2 separate regions of the Mus musculus genome follow, and region 1 is linked to region 2. The links are chromatin loops, found by intact Hi-C in ENCODE. Cell type or tissue: left cerebral cortex. All regions are shown on one strand. Each heading gives the region's core, and the rest is flanking DNA. Links, peaks and the distances in the headings are about the cores only. Region 1 holds the start of Ankrd40 (ankyrin repeat domain 40). Region 2 overlaps B230206L02Rik (RIKEN cDNA B230206L02 gene).

Evidence for each region. Peaks named below come from ENCODE experiments on the same cell type or tissue, not always from the same donor. Only the 100,000 strongest peaks of a DNase experiment are listed, where the experiment ranks them.
Region 1: a loop joins it to region 2, with 11 times the contacts of the local background. A loop is called at or near these places in 3 of 42 quality-filtered maps.

Annotation. Positions count from the first base shown.
Region 1 is chr11:94,323,071-94,331,399 of GRCm38, forward strand. It overlaps Ankrd40 (ankyrin repeat domain 40), which reads left to right and starts at 4,931. Exons shown (of 5, transcript NM_027799.2): 1 at 4,931-5,317. The coding sequence starts at 5,184. In left cerebral cortex, for the core only: a CTCF peak has its summit at 6,665; DNase peaks (open chromatin) are centred at 3,878, 4,107, 4,848, 5,777 and 2 more places; H3K4me3 peaks cover 3,881 bases; H3K27ac peaks cover 4,040 bases.
Region 2 is chr11:94,145,112-94,153,440 of GRCm38, forward strand. The region is part of intron 2 of B230206L02Rik (RIKEN cDNA B230206L02 gene); the gene reads left to right. The region is part of intron 3 of Gm35338 (a long non-coding RNA gene); the gene reads right to left. Among named protein-coding and RNA genes, the nearest start is that of Gm35338, 13 kb to the right of the region's middle. In left cerebral cortex, for the core only: no CTCF peak of the experiment used is centred there; DNase peaks (open chromatin) are centred at 214, 728, 1,159, 4,029 and 2 more places; H3K4me3 peaks cover 1,138 bases; H3K27ac peaks cover 3,490 bases.

The sequences.
Region 1 (8,329 bases), core at 39-8,038, 180 kb after region 2:
GGACGTGAGCTCTCTGTCAGCCTGAAAGCCCTACGAATCCTTTTATTTCTGCTTCCTTAGTACTGCAGCTATAAACCACTGTTTTACATGTATGTGCTGGAGGTTAAACTCTGTTCTTCATGCTGAGTGGTGAACTCCCTGGAATTTCTTTAAAAGTATTAATTCGGCCTTGCAAACTTTTAATCCCTAGCAATCCAGAGGCAAGTTGATCGAGGCCAGCCAGGGCTACATAGTGAGACATTGTCTCAAAAACAAGATTCATATTCAGCTAGGAATAGCAGACCGGGCCTATAATCCCCTTGTTTGGGAGGCTTGGCCAGAAGGATTATTGTTCCAGACCAGCATGGGTTGCTGTGTGAGTTCCTGTCTAAAACAATTTTTAAAAAAAATAAAACCCAGGGGCTAGTGAGATGACTAAGCTGAGAGACATCTGTGGACAAGCTGGATGAATGTGACAAGAGTTTCATCCCCCGGACTCACAGAGAAAGGAGAGAACCAACTCCCGAAAACTGTCCTCTGACCTCCACGGGCTGATCCACACACACAGACACTGGCACATAAAATAGAATGTAATTTTTAAAAAATTAAGGGCTGGAGAGATGCCACAGCAGTTGTTGGCATTGGCTGCTCTTGCAGAGGACCCAGGTTCAATTCCTAACACCCACATGGCAACTCACAGCTGCCTAACTCCAGGGTCAGACACCCCCTGCCCCCAGACAGACAGACAAGCAGGCAAAACACCAATGCACATAAAGTAAATTATATTTAAAAAGTTAAAATTAAAAATTGGAGGCCCAAAGTTGGTGGCTCATATAATCCTCAGGAGGTAGAGGCAGTCAAATGTCCAGGATAGCTGGGTTACACAGAGAAACCTCAACAAAACTTCTGTTATATGCCCACATCAGTGTTAGTGTGCAGATTAAATTAATTGATATACTCTGCACATTGATAGAGGAGACCCAACAGGTTCTTAATTCCTTTATTAGCAAGAGGGAAAGAACCTTTTTATTGTCAGAGTGGAGGAGTCAGCTCCCTGTGGCACTGACTGAGGAGTGTGGCAAAGCTCCAACCAGGTAAGGTGGAAAATGGAGGCCTCGAACTCAAGACCGACAGTCTTCCCACCCCAGCCTCCCAGTGTGTTAGCATATATCCCTCAAACAGAAATCTGAAGAGTTTACAGTTAAGAAACGCAAAAAAGTTTCCAAAACATGAAATAGATAACAATGAAGAAAACTGTTAGTCTGCTAGAAGAGGAACTTTTAAAAGTATTCTTTGAGTCTCATGAAGTTGAACTAGAATGGGTTGGTTGGGGGCTGGAGAGATGGCTCAGTGGTTAAGAGCACTGTCTGCTCTTCCAGAGATCCTGAGTTCAATTCCCAGCAACCACATGGTGGCTCAGAACCATCTGTAATGAGATCTGATGCCCTTTTCTGATGTGTCTGAAGACAGCTACAGTGTACTCACATACATGAAATAATAAATCTTTAAAAAAAAAAAAAAAGAATGGGTTGGTTGGAAAATTAGTTGGAAGCAAATCCAAAAGGCTAAAATACAACACTTGGGAAGCCGAGGCAGGAGGATTGTCCTTGGCTACACAGTTAAAGGCCAGCCTTGACAGAATGAGAAAAATCAAAGCCACCTCCTCAACTCTCCCATAACTTTCCAAGGTCACAAAGGATCTTAAGGTTATCCGTTCTGTGGCTCTTGAGCCTGTGTGTCACTCATCACTATCCCTGCCCACTCCATTGCTCTTCCTCCCACCCACTCTCAGTTACTCATCCTCAAGCTCTTTTGAAACTTTCTCTCCTTTCCCTCATTAGAACTCTTGAGAGTTTTTCAGTGTTCTATCTGGCCATCTTCTCTGGGTACTCACGAACTCCCTTGGGATTATCTCTTCCGTTTGCAAAATTTCAGCTAGCCCCTTCGGCTGCTGAGTGCTAGATTCCAACCTCCACCTCAGATCTCCTTTCTGAATTTAGTACTCATGCCTACCCTCTTTACTGGGACACTCTACTTATGTGAAAGTCAAAACCAAACAGAAACATAGTACAAAGCCAAAATAGAAAAACAGCTTCTGGGCTGGAGAGATGGCTCAGTGGCTAAGAACACCCGACTGCTCTTCCAAAGGTCCGGAGTTCAAATCCCAGCAACCACATGGTGGTTCGCAATCATCTGTAACAAGATCTGACTCCCTCTTCTGGAGTGTCTGAGGACAGCTACAGTGTACTTACATATAATAAATAAATAAATCTTGAAAAAAAAAAAAGAAAAAGAAAAACAGCTTCTTGGGTGAGAAGTAGAACTCCAAGCAGAGAGCTACCCTGGCATGTGGGAAGCTATAGGTTGAATCCTCAGCACTGAAAGAGATACATACAAACAAAACAAACATATAGGTCTGTCAACAGTTTCAAGTCAAGAGATTAAAAAGTGAATTCAGGGCTAAAGAGATAGCTCAGACAGAAAGGTACTTGCTAAGAGCGCTTGAGGACCTAAGCTTGGATCCTGTCTTAGGTCACCAATTTTGTTTTGTTTTGTTTTGTTTTGTTTTGTTTTTCAAGACAGGGTTTCTCTGTATCACCCTGGCTGTCCTGGAACTCACTCTGTAGACCACGCTGGCCTCAAACTCAGAAATCCGCCTGCCTCTGCCTCCCAAGTTTGGGGAATTAAAGGTATGTGCCATCACCATCCACTTCTTAGTTCTTTTTTTTTTTTTTTTTTTGGTTTTTCAAGACAGGGTTTCTCTGTGTAGCCCTGGCTACCCTGGAACTCACTTTGTAGACCAGGCTGGCCTCGAACTCAGAAATCGCCTGCCTCTGCCTCCAAGTGCTGGGATTAAAGGCATGTGCCACCACGCCCGGCCATTTTTTTTTTCCCAACTTGTAGTCTATTATCAAGGGAAGCCAAGGCAGGCTGTCAGGCAGGGCAGGAACCCAGAGGCAGGGCTGTTGAGCTGGTCATGCTTATTGGTGTACTCTTCTGGCTCACAGTCAGTCGCCTTTCTTTTTCTGTTTCTTTCCCTTTTCAGTTTTTGTTGTTTGTTTTTGTTTTTGTTTTTTTTCGAGACAGGGTTTCTCTGTATAGCCCTGGCTGCCCTGGAACTCGCTCTGTAGACCAGGCTGGCCTCAAACTCAGAAATCTGCCTGCCTCTGCCTCCCAAGTGCTGGGATTAAAGTGGCTGCCTGGCTCCCTTTTCAGTTTTATTTGTTTTGTTTTGTTTCCATGTGCATGTGTTTTGCTGGCATGTATGCATGTGCACATGTGGATGCTTAAACCTGAAGAAGTCAGAAGAGGGCATCTGATCCCCTGGAACTGGAGTTACGGATGGATGGTTGAGAGCCACCATGTTGGTGCTGAGAATCAAATCCTGGGCCTCGTTTACAAAAGCAACAAATGCTCCTAACTGTTGGCTTATCTCTCTAGCCCGATATAATTCTTTTAAGGAAAGAAAATTTAACAAACAAAAAACCATGAATTTTGGAGCGCACCTAATTTAATGTCATTGCTGCTGTTTGACTTTGTTTGTTACCACTCTGAGGATGAAACCCTGTGCCTTGTTTGGGTAAGTACTCTTTCACTAAGCCAAATCACCAGCCTGCTACAATCTTTTTAAATTGCCTTTAAAAAAAAAAAGACTGCTATTTCTTGTCCCTCAGACTGTGTTAAAGACTGAGTTTCAATGCCATTCCCATCAGCCTCAGATGGAGCACTATGTTGGATCCGAGAATTAAATTTTAAACTGTGGAAACAAATCCAAGTGTAGGCTCAAGCCGCGTTCCAATTTGCCACCGGGGTCAATTTAAGTGTTTAGTCAGTTGATATTCATCACTCCTGGTGTGCAGTGTGTACTGTGTGAATTACTGTATCATAATAAACAGACGTTGCTTTTTCTTAAGCAGTAACAAGACAAATGCATGCTGTGTGCCCTGGGCAACCCCGAAGAATGGAAATAAAGACGCTATACCTAAAAGTACCCCTTCCTGTTTCATCTTGGCTTTGTTCAGGCCCTCCTCTCTGCCTCCCCAGGGTGTTTTCCTTAATCTTTTCACCCCATCTGCAAAGTTCTCACCAGTGCCACATCAGGGATCTCTCCAAGGCACCTGAGCTCAGCAAAACAATATTTTCTGCTTGTCCCATTGGGTAGTAGAACAGTGCCAACCAAGGCTCTGAGCCTCATTAACTAGATTAGGCATGGAGTACTGCACACGGCTGTTTATGAACACACCATAGCTCTACCCTCAGTGCCTGGAATCAGGACTAGGATGACAAAGAGCTCCCCCCGCCCGCCCGCCCCCGCCCCGCCCCGCCCTCCGTCTTTCCTTAGATGACTTTCAGAATAATTAATTATAATTTATAAGCTATAACGAGTTGCATTTTATAAACTAGAATCAATGTTAATCTTCATGAAAGCCAAGTTGGAAGAATTTCTGTCTAAAACCGATAAAGGGTAAAATAAAAACAGTAACAGCTGAAATAAATATTCTAGCTGAATGGTCCCAAGCACTGACAAAAATAAGAAAGAACAGTGTCATCTATCTCTGCAAATAATGGGCATATTATAGTAGGATCCTTTTCAGCCCATTTCCCGTCCTGCTGGGTAAAAATTGGCTCAGATGGAAAAAAAAAAAAAAAAAAAAGAGCTAACTAATCTTGGGGGAGTGGGGGTGGAAACCCACCAATTATTTTTAATGCCTGCTAAACAGCCTGCTCCTGAGGATAAGGCTTTTCTGGCTCTCAAACGACAATGTCGGATCCCTCCGCCTCGCAACTATTCCTGTGTCTGTCCTCCTCGCTGGAAGCTGCCGGGTGGGAGCTCTAAAAATAGCCCATGAATCACAGCAGATAATCCAGTGCGGTGGTTACATAAACAGCCGGCCGGGGCGGCGGGGCCGCGGGTGGGAACGAAAAGTATCTAGGTCAATGTTGTCACACCGAATAGGGTCCCCCGGAGCCGGCCTTCGGAGGCGCGGTGGGGGAGGAGGCCTGGGCCTGCGGGGCCGCGAGCAGCCAGGGAGCTGTCGGTGGGCGGGCGGGCGCACGAGGCCCTGGGCCGGGCGCGGGCGGAGGCGCGAGCGGGGCGGGCGAGCCCGGCGCTCCCTCCCCATGGCCGGGAGCCGGCCGCGGAGGCGGCGGCGGCGCTGACAGGCTCGGGGCGGGGCGGCCCGGGGCCCGGGGCCCTGGGGAAGATGAGCGCCCTCCTAGAGCAGAAGGAGCAGCAGGAGAGGCTGCGGGAGGCGGCGGCCTTGGGGGACATTCGGGAGGTGCAGAAACTGGTGGAGAGCGGGGTGGATGTGAACTCGCAAAATGAGGTCAACGGCTGGTAAGTGGCGAGCGGGGGAGGCCCAGGGTTCAGGGCTGCGAGCTCGGGGCGTGGAGCAGTCAGCCGTGACCCAGGACGCAGGCGAAGGTGACGCCTGGTGCCCCAGGCCTCTCAGGTCGTGGCCCTTTCGAGACTGGCCCCGATCTCCCATTGCCTGGTGCAGTCAGGAGCGCATCCTCCCCAAACCATACCTTCTTCTGTGGTTGACCGCGGCCAGCGCCCTCCGGGACACTGGAGCCCACCCACGCCACCCCCCCCCCGCGCGCCCCCTGGCTCTAACTTGGCCCAAATGGTGATGCATAGAGGCTTTGATTCTCGGCGACTCTGCTCTGGATTTCATCAAGCTTGAATTAGTTTGCCATGGGCGCTTCTGAAGAACACTTCGTGCAGAGATGAAAGCATAAGCAACGAAGCAAATGCCAATCTTAAAAAACCAGCACGGTTTCTTTAGCCAAGACCAGGAGAAAAGGAACAACTACAAAACCCTCGCCACTTGCATAATAATTCTGCCTCAGTTGTTTTAATGCCACAGTGATTGGCTGTTGCCTACAGCTGCCTGTTGAGGGGAGACTCATTTGTCTGCCCTGTAGAGTGTTTTGTTTGCTTAGTACAATTTCCAATTAGAGAAATTTACCCAAGGCTTTACAAGTCGGCTAGCAGATCTGCCTCCTTCCCAATACAGAGTCTGTCTCATTTTAAGATATGAACAAATCTTTAGTTTCTTTCTTTTTTTTTTTTTTTTGGTTTTCGAGACAGGGTTTCTCTGTATAGCCCTGGCTGTCCTGGAACTCACTTTGTAGACCAGGCTGGCCTCGAACTTAGAAATTCGCCTGCCTCTGCCTCCCAAGTGCTGGGATTAAAGGCGTGAGCCACCACGCCCGGCTAAATCTTTAGTTTCGAGTTACTGAATGTGGTATTTCTTTCTACCCTTTTTTGACATTTTACAATTAATTTTTTTTAATTCAGGTAATGCTTATCTAGCCTCTTTTGCCAGTTTAAAGTTAAATTTGAATTTTAAACCCCCCAGTAAATCGAGCCATACATTTTGGAATGGAAAGGGCACTGGAGATCATTTGAATTCCAGAGAGTGTCTTGCCCTGATTGCACAATTGTCAATATGATAACAGAGTCAGAAATGAGATTTCCTAATTTCCTAAGAAAGCTGTCTGACTCCTTTCCCTAAAGAAACTAGCCTGGATAGCTGTCCACAGCCTGGAGACAGTGGACACTAATTTCTAGTCTTTTTTTTTTTTTTTTTGAAGCATTTGTAGTCAAAACACTTGTAGCTGTGTTTGCCTTGCCATGGCGTCCAAGAGCTGTGAATTCCTGTTTTGGCACTGGGAGGCGGTGTTTTACAGAACAATGAGCCTGGTCTTGCTGCAGGTTCTGCCTGCCTAGCTGTGTGGTCTTGCCTGAGTTACTTTGTTTTCCAGGTCTTTCAGAAGTGTTGTTAGTATTTATTGAGATGAAAAATAGCTACCAAGTATTGAACTTGCTCTATGGCACAGATGTGGTTCTAAACACTTAACCTATCTCAGGGTAATCAGGAGATATTGTTATTTTTCTCCATCTTAAAGATGAAGAAACTGAGACCCCAGGAAAATTAAGTAAACCATTCAGTTTTTAAAAATGCTCCTAAATTACTAAATTTGGGATTTAGTGGGTCTACATGACTGTTAGAGCTGAAAAAGGAATCTGACATCTGAGTCCCTCAGCACAGTGCCTGCCATGTGCTAGATATACAGTGTATATCAGGTGAGTTTGAGGTGACATGATGAGGCTTCCTATAGATTTAATTCCAGCTCCAATCTATTCAATCCAAGAGTGAATTCCTAGATTCCCTTTATCCTGCCTTATGCTCTTGGCCTAATGCTTTCAGCTCTTCGCATCCTGCCCTCTTATATGAACCAAACCACAAAGCTTGGCACTGTCCTTGGTCCCTGTCTTTCCTTCACATCCACGTACCGTCATCCAGTTCTGCTGCCTCTATGTTCAGATAGAATCTGACTACCTCTCACAAGCTCTACACTGTGATACAAAGCCAGCCAGCTCCACTTGTGATGCAGGATAGTTCCAGAGTCTTCCTACTAGCATCCTTACTAGTCTACTTGCCTTACCCTGACTTGGAACAGTTGGATCACCTCACTCAAAGTCCTCTAGTGGCTCCCATGTTACTGTGAGAAGAAGCCAATATGCACTCCTTTCCCTGACCTTTGGGCCTCATCTCCTGACTTGCTTCCTTGTTCACTTCTTCCCTGGCCTCCTTGCCTTTCCTGGAGCAACAGCACAGCCTGGATTCTAGACTTTTGCATTTTGCCTTCCCTCTTGTCTTGATAGCTTTTCTCTTACACACCATGGTTTGCTCTCAGTCCTCATGTGGATCTTAGCTTAAATATTAGCTTCATGCTAAGGCTTTTCCTTGCCTGTCGTTAAAAATTGTGCAACTCTTCCCCCAGCCCTGCCAGTTCCTAATCTCTTACTCTGCTTTATTGATACACGACACTTAATATCCGCCTAGTACACTATATAATTTGCTTATTTGCTTGCTAGTTACCCAGCTTCATTGACTGTAAAATGAGTGAAGAATATTCACAGTAGTAGGGTTTTCTTTTCTTTTCTTTTCCTTCCTTCCTTCCTTCCTTCCTTCCTTCCTTCCTTCTTCCTTTTCTTCTTAGACTTGGCCTTGCTGTGTTGCCTGGGCTGGTCTTAACCCTTGTCCTCAAAGTTACCCTCTTCCTACCCTGGTCTACTGAATAGCTGAGTCTATAGGCAAACCCCACTGTACCCAGATCCTAAGGGGATATTTTGAAGATTAAACAGAGCTTTTAGAACAGGGTCCAACATGTAAAGTATTATGTTTGTGTTAGCTATTGTTATTTTCTTATTATTAGGCAACATGTTGGGAGACATATAAAGTTACCCTGAAAAAAGAAAAAAAAACCCAACTCTTTTCAACATTGAAAAGTAGACTGGTGACTGCTTTCAATTCTTGGTTGCTTAGTAACCACAGTT
Region 2 (8,329 bases), core at 45-8,044:
GCTGCAGTGCTCAGCTCTTTGTTGGATCCGGATCGCTTTTGCCTATTTGTCCTTTTCCAGCCTATGCTGTTATTTGCAGGCCAGCAAATGGTTGAGATTCAAGAGGCAAAGGCTTTGGGGACGTCTCTTCCTCTGTGTCAGCTCTGCCAGGCTGCCACATGGGCAGGAGGGCTGGAGTGATGCCAGGGCCATTGGAGGCCACTCCCTCCCTCTGACATCAGATCCGTGGGCACTAGATCCTGCTTGGTGGTGAACGGGGTGCGTCAGAACCCAGGGATTAAATAGATTTTGAAATCCACTGGCTTGTCTTTCACCAGCCAGAAGGCACATGCCTGGACCTTCTGACAGCTCAGGCACTGTGGAAAACACTGTGTGCATACACAAGGCAGTGCCACTCAGAATGGGTCACAGCCAGGCACAGAAAGATGTCCCTGGACCACAGGGCTCTGAGAAGCTAAGCCCCAAGAAAGGGCAGGCAGATTGTGGGCTGGGAGCAGTCAGCTATTTTTCTGCCACTGTTGTCTGATTTCCATAAGATGGGACCCAGGGCCTTGCACAGGACGGGCAGGTGCTGCACCATACCTGTTCTGCTGGTGACCTGGGCAGGCCTCAGGGGACCCAATATGTTAGTGTGTGTGTGTGTGTGTAATAGGGCAAACAAAGGGTACCCTACGTTTTGCACTTAGGAGCCATCTGCTTTCAAATCCTGCCACTCTGTCTTCCTTCACGGTAGCAACACGAAAACTACCCGGAGGCTGTGTGACATTTGAGTGCCAAGGATAAAAATATGCAAAGAATATGTGCCTCTGGAAAGTGGTCCGCGTGCTTCCTGGGGCCTTCAGCTCCCCTAGAAACCAAGATTCCACCCCCACCCCAGGGTCCCATTTCCACGGCCTCATTCATGCTGTAAGGATGAACCTGTGTCATCTGAGTGTCCACACACAGGTCCCCTTGCTCCGCATCTGGAGGAGCCCCAGTGTGCACAAGTTGGTGTTGCAGTGTACCTGTCTGTGCTTGCTTGAGCTCCAAAGCATGGCCCCGTGCGTCCATTTGGCTGCTTTGTGCTTGGCTTCCTCGCCGTTTTGAGTGTGAGCGTGTATGGTGCGTGGGTTTATGTGGATGTAGAACGTGTGCGAAGCTCCTCTGTTTTCGTGGGTGAGAGGATTCTGGGAGAGACTCCCACAAGTTGTGTGCATGCTCTTGCAGAGATGTGCTGGCTGGCTAATGTGTGAGCTTACGTGTGTGGCTCTGTGGGTATGTGCCTAGGCATGAGCACATGTGTGCCGATGCCCACAGTCAAGGAGGCCCCACACACCCGCTCTGGCAAGTCTGCCGCCCTACCCAATGTTCACATCTTTTTGGCAGGATGGCTGGGCCCTTTCCTATCTCACAGCTGAGCTGGCTTCTGCTTTTCTCATACCTTGAATTTCTCCTGCTCACCTGAAGTTTGCCAGAATTCTCACTTGTGTCCCAGAACCCTAGCTTGCTGTTTTGAAGATCCTCAAAAGGACCAGGTTCCTGGGTCAATGTAATTTTGCTGAAGGTTGCATCTAACTCACCTCCATGGAGAGAGGCATAGTAAAGGTCCTTCGAAGGTCGGAAGTGAAGAGACCAGAATGAGTTCAGCAAGGGACTTCAAGGCAGAGCCGCAGGAGAATGCACATGTACACATCTTATAGACGCCTCTTCCAGAACCCTCTCACCCACAAAAACAGTATTGCAAGCAAGATCCAAAATGGTAACCTTGGTGGAATAGAGGCGTCTGCAGTGTCACAGGAAATGCACAGCCTCCCTGCTGTGAGCTTCTGTCCGGATCAATCAATGCCTGGTTGGTCAGTAGACAGGATCCACAACAGTAGAGACCTCTAGCTTGGGAAGCTGAGGGAACCCTGGGGAGCCACGTCAGGGCACCATTCAGTTCCCACCCCCAAGCCTCCAAGCAGTGCAGAAGTGACATAGCCCTGGCCAAACTGCCATGGCAGGTGACGTTCTGGGCACAAGGAGGGAGTGCTATGTGTTCTTTGCTTGGAGACAGAGTGAGAGCTGCCCATAGGAGGGAGACTGAGGCACTTGGGTACCTGCACCTTCCCCAGGACTACACGTCCTGCCCCTCAACATTGTACATGCCAAATCAGACACTAGCCTACCTCAGGCCCAGGATCCCAGGCAGCCTCTTGGTGGTCAGGAGACCTCCAAGCATCCCCTCCAGTGGGGGTGGGGTAGGGAGAGCTCGGGCCTTCCTACCAATCCTTTTATTTAGTGTGGGGATCAAGACTCTGTATAGCCCTGGCCGTCTGGAACTCTCTCTGTAGACCAGGCTGACCTCAGACTCAGAGGTTCGCCTGCCTCTGCCTCCCGAGTGCTGGAATTGAAAGTGTGCGATACCACTACCTGGCATTAACCAGTCCACTCTTAATCTAACCACTGCTTTCGGAGAATAAGATGGTTTAGATGGCTCTGTGCTCTCCGTCCTCCAGTAAAACCGAACGAATCCTTCAAATCAGGCAGACATCACAAAAACACAGGCTCTTTGTATGATGCAGATCACACAAAGTAAAATACGATTTAGTACAGCCCTCCCCATCCCCACCTTAGTTCCACAGCATAATTTATCATGTTAATAATTCACTATGTCTTGCTGGGCATGGTGGTGCACACCTTTCATTCCAGCACTCAGGAGGCAGAGGCAGACGGATCTCTATGGGTTCGAGACCAGCCTGGTCTATAAGATGTGTTCTAGGGCAAACACAACTATGTAGAGAGACCCTGTCTCCAAAAATAAATAAACAAACAAACAAATAAATAAATCACTATATCTCTCTTGAAGGGGACACTGGAATGAGACCTGGGCCTTGAGACTGCTATACAATGCTCTGGACCACTAAACAGTCTCCTCAGATTTTTCTTTTTTTTCTTTATCCTTTTTTAGATTTGTTTTTGTTGTAGTTTGAAGACAAGGTCTTGGTAAATTGCCTAGGTTGCCCTTGTGTTCACCTTGTAGCTCAGGCGGGCTTCCAGCTTGCAAGGTGGGGCTAGCCTCAGCTGCCCCCTTCAGTAGCTGAAAAGCCTCGACTCATTTGGTTTACTTTTGTTTTTTTAAGGGGTGTGTGTGTGTGTGTGTGTGTGTGTGTGTGTGTGATATGGCTCAGCCAATATAGGGACTTGTGGACAGTCGTGAGAGCGTTGACTCCCGAAAGCTGAACTTTGGCTTCCACATGAATGCTTGGCACATGGCAATATGAGCTCTCTCTCCTCCCCACCCCATCCCCCACTCCCACCCTACCCCCGAGAGAGGAGAGAGTTTGACAGCAAGTCCAGTTACTAGTTGAGCCATCTTAATGCCCACTCCCCACCCCCGTCCTTTGTTCCTTTTTGAGACAGGCCCTTATGAAGCCCAGGCAGGCCTCGAACTCACTAGGTAGCTGAAGCTAACTCTAGATGCTCCATCCTCCGGCTCCCTCCTCCTCCAGCCGGGATTCCAGATGTGCACCGCTAAATTCAGTTTATGTGGTGCTAGGAATGTAACCCAGGTCTCATATATTTCCAGCACCGTTTACAGATTTAAATAAAACAACACAGACACAATTATATTCTTTATATTTCCTCGGCTTGCTTAAAAAAAAAAAAAAAAAAAAAAAAAACCAAAACAACTGGATCTACGTCAACACATCTCAGACTACCCTACTTTCTTTTAAATCAGCAATTCGATGTTCCTGTCTGCTCCATCCCTTCCCTGGTGAGAGGCGTGCTGTTTCCTTTCCTTCTTTTCTTCTTCTCCTATTTCTGAAGGCATAAAGGTGCAACGTGCGTCTTCCAGCAGGTGTTGGGGATGGGGCACGCGGGTGAAAGATGCACTCCCCCCACCCCCGGCGCCGCGCACGCTGGGTTCAGCGGCGGGTGGAAATCACGAGGAGGCTGGGACCACAGAACCCCGCGGGTCCCGCGTCGCCCCCGCCTCTAGCAGCCCGGCGCTGCCGTTTTTAGCGCGCCTGGAGCGGGGAGTACAGACTCCATCACCCCCGGGAAACGCGGCCATCATATTTTTGGTTGCACAAGCAAACGAAATTAGAAATCTGGAACGCGCTCAAGACCTTCGGAGGGGGGCGCGGGGCCCAGGACAGAGACAGGGATTAAGCGAGTTGAGCGGCAAGAGGATGGTTTCCTCTTTTAATTTAGGTTCCATTGGCTCGGTTACGTAAGCCCGGTTACACAGCCGTGACTGCGGGTGGGCTGTGGCCCGAGGCCGCTCGTTCGCAGAGGGCTCGGGGCTGCGGGCGCACAGCACTACCCCCTTCCCCTGCACGGAACAGGAAAGCAGCCAGGGACACATGGCCCTCCACTCTCACTGCCCTGGAATAACAAGCCTTTGGAAGCCACCAAAATGTATGGCATTGTGTGGCGAACAGTCTAGTGAACCATGAGGCAGTCGTATGGCATATTATAGAGCAGAAAAAAAAAAAAGTGGGGGAGGGAGCAAGTGAAGGATGCACCCGTCTAGAATAGTCACAAAAGCCAGTTTGAGAACAGCAAGAACGCAGGCTGTCACTGGTGTGAAAAGACAACACAAAGAGGTCTCTGCCCAGTAAAGCCGGCAAGGGGAGAGGCAGGAAAGCACGCCCTGGGCGATCCCTTGAGCAGGTCCCCACAGCGCTTGCGCACACTACCACTTGGCTGCTGAGGTCTACCAATTTTTTTTTTTTTTTTTTTTTTAATACCCGTCCAAGGTGGTTCTCTGTCCCTCCGCTTTTGAATCTGGACTGACCTTAGGGAACTTGTCAACCTTTGAATTCAGAGGAAGTGATACTGCCTGCCTCATGAGACCTGCTGAAACCGTATTCCGAAGCTTTCTTCTAGGTATTGTGGGAGGTCCAACTGGGTTTGGGGGACAGTCTGTAAGAAGTCCAAGTACACTGAGGTTGCCTAGCCTGGAGGCAGGTCACAGCACTTGAGTGGCAAGCCCAGGTGACTCTAGCCATATTACACTTTTGGATCATGGCAGCCCATCGTAGACCCCAGGTGAGAAGCCTCAGGCCTTCCCAAACTCCAGCTCCACAAAACCACCAACAAAGCGAGATAGTACACTTACAGCACAAGACGAAAGAGTGACCTCACAAAGTAGAAGTATTTGTGTGGGGCTGGGGGGGGGGACCTACAGCAATGAGTAAGCGTGGTCTCTGCCCCCAATAAACTAATAATTTAATGGAGAAGCCAGACACAGAGCAAATAATTATAAAATAACACGGCAAGCTCAGCAAGGGAGTCACGCCCAGGTAATAGGGGGATGAGGCTGAAGAGTCTGTAATCTAGGCGGGTGGGTGGCTTTCCTGGAGCAGGTGACCTTGGACTGGCTTTGAAAGGTGAGTAAGGGTTGACTAGGTTAAGGGATGAAGGAAAGGTATCTGGGGAGGAGGAGGAGGAAGCGAGAGAGATGAGACCCAGAACGATGGCAGGGTGTGGGGGAGCGGGCTTTATGGGAGCTGGAAAAGAAAGCCAGGTAGACCCGGCAGGACCTCAAATCATGGGACAGTTTCCCCGCAGGCCAACAGCTTAGATTGACAGCAGCTGGGAGGCATCAAGGCTGACTGGAGGCGGACCTTCCTGGGAGCAGCGGGAGGATGGGGGTGGGGGGTGGGGTGGATGTGGTATGGGAGGAGGGTGGACCAAGGCAAGGTAGAAACCAGAAGGGGATGTGGGTTCCAGAACAGGGATCGAGAGAGATAGGGCGTGAAGAGCAGTTAGGGAATCGTCAGGCCTGGGTGCCTGGCTGGGGTGTTATGGGTAGCGTTCAGCTTTGGGTTTCTGACTCAGGAGCATAGAATGGCCGATGCACCAGCCACTTAGCCTTGAAGCAGAAGCCAGTGTGAGTCCAGGAGGGGCAAGCCTGCAGCTGTAGCATTGATGTGGTCCAGTAGGAAGCATCCCCAGTGCCATGCTGAGAGGGAGGGACTGGGATGGGGGGGCGGGGCGAGGAGGGAAGGCACGTGGGGAAGAGCTGTGCGGACAGCAGCTACTACTCACAGTGTGTCAGTGAGTGAACGGTGGGGTGACTGCATGAGTGTAGGTGGCTGTTGAGCTCATCTGGAGTTGGGACGTGGGACAGGCCCTGGGGCGGAGGACGGAGGACTCTGGTGCTGCAATTGTCCGGGGAGGTTAGGGTGGGAGCCAAGGGTGATGACAAAAGGCCTGATAACTCCTGGTCATGATTTCCTGGGGTGGGTCCCCACAGGTAGGCCACGAGAGAGCACGGGAACAAAACAGAGACATCCAGAGAGTCAGATCTGAGAAACAGCACAGTGCCGTGGTAAGCTGACACACACACACACAGTATCATTCGATTGAATCCTCACTGTGCCAGGCATTGTACCTGACGCCAGGATTGAACCCTGTCCCTGTAGGGCTCAGATTAGACCCTGTGGAGCTCTTCCATTTACCACAACTGGACGAGATTAACTTAGTCAAGGTTATGGGGGCAGGGGAATGTTTTTTGTCTGACTCAAGGCATAGGGGTACGAGGCCACCTGATCAAGGAGCACAGGTTTGTGTGGAGTCGGAGAAACAGTAAAATCAGGTTAGGCCAGTCTTCCCTTTCAGGGAACCTGGACTCCACTGGGACTTTGGAAGGCAATAGGGTTCTTGTTATCAAGACAATGTGCACCTCAGGGCTGGGCTGAGCCTTGGCACTTAATGTCCCCTCTTCACTGTGACTGTCGGGACAGTCCCCAGCAAGCACTTCAACTCATAGGGCATTTCACTCATGTGAAATGCCTTCCAGGCCGAAGCTCAACTGTGTGCTATAGCAGCCTGCCCACTACCAGCCCATTGTACACATGGGAACACTGAGACCCAGTGGGGTGGTTATCTACCTGAACTGCCAAGGAAAACAAAAAGCTTCAGGACTGGGCCTGTTGAATCCCAGAACTTGAGGGCATAGCCATGTCCCACAGTGCTGCCACCAGAGTGGGTATGGGAACAAAGTGAGCCTGAACCTGTGGGTGGGGCCTCGGAACCCAGCTCTAACTGGGGAGTGTCACAGGCCTGTGGTCAGAATAGGCATAAGCTGTAGTACGTTTTCAGCATACCCCAGGGCCCAGACATCTCCTGCCCAGGACTTGGGACCTTCCTTCTAACCCTCAGCTTATCCTTCTGAAATAGGAAATACTTAAGTTCAGCACACCCGACCCTTTACCTTGCACACTAGGAAACAGGCACAGAGAGGGAGAGAGCTATTCAACCCCACCCCGTAAGCCTGTGACAGACCCTAGGTTAACTAACAGAGGGGGGTCCATTTTCCTTCTGTGGGTTAGACAGGGCATGACCTCATTGCTCTTCCTAACACACACACACACACACACCATATGCAAACACATACACATGTATGCATTTGTACACATGGGAACACTGTGTATACATGGATATACCACATACAGGCACACAAATGTACACATATATCACACACATACCATACACAAATACCTGCATGCATTTGTATATACATGGATACATGTGTATACACATATACCACATACAGGCACACATATGTACACACACATCACACATGCACACACTACACATAAGCTATACATATACACACAGCACAAAGCAGCTAAAAACAGTACCATTCTGGACAGTGCAGGGGAGGGTGTTCGTATACTAGGCAATGGTAGGGACCACGACAAGATGATAGGTGCCGGCCTACCTGAGGAGGTGGCCATGTTTGACTGCAGTTTACAGAAGCTCCCACAGCTGTGGTTCTCAACCTGTGGGTCACCACCTCACAGGGGTCAAATATCAGATATCCCGCATATCAGATATTTACATTACGATTCGTAAGAGTAGCAAAACTGAGGCTGGAGAGATGGCTCAGCGGTTAAGAGCACCGACTGCTCTTCCATCCAAAGGTTCTGAGTTCAAATCCCAGCAACCACATGGTGGCTCACAACCATCCATAATGAGATCTGACGTCCTCTTCTGGTGCATCTGATGACAGCTACAGTATCCTTATGTATAATAAATAAATCTTAAAAAAAAAAAAAGCTAATAGGAGGCTGTCCTTCCCTGCAGTCCTGATTAAGGCCAAGGACAAAAAGCCTGCTGATTTAAAAAAAAAAAAAAAAAAAAAAAGGAGTAGCAAAATTACAGTTATGAAGTAGCAGCAGTATAATTTTATGGTTGGGGGTCACCACAGCATGAGGAACTGTATTAAAGGGTTGCAGCTTTAGGGAGTTTGAGAACCACTGCTCCACAGGGAAAGCTTGTCTAGAGACCCCAGCTGCCCAGTAAGATGTCTGATTGGAACAGTGGCAGGTCCACACACTTCCCTCTCAAAATA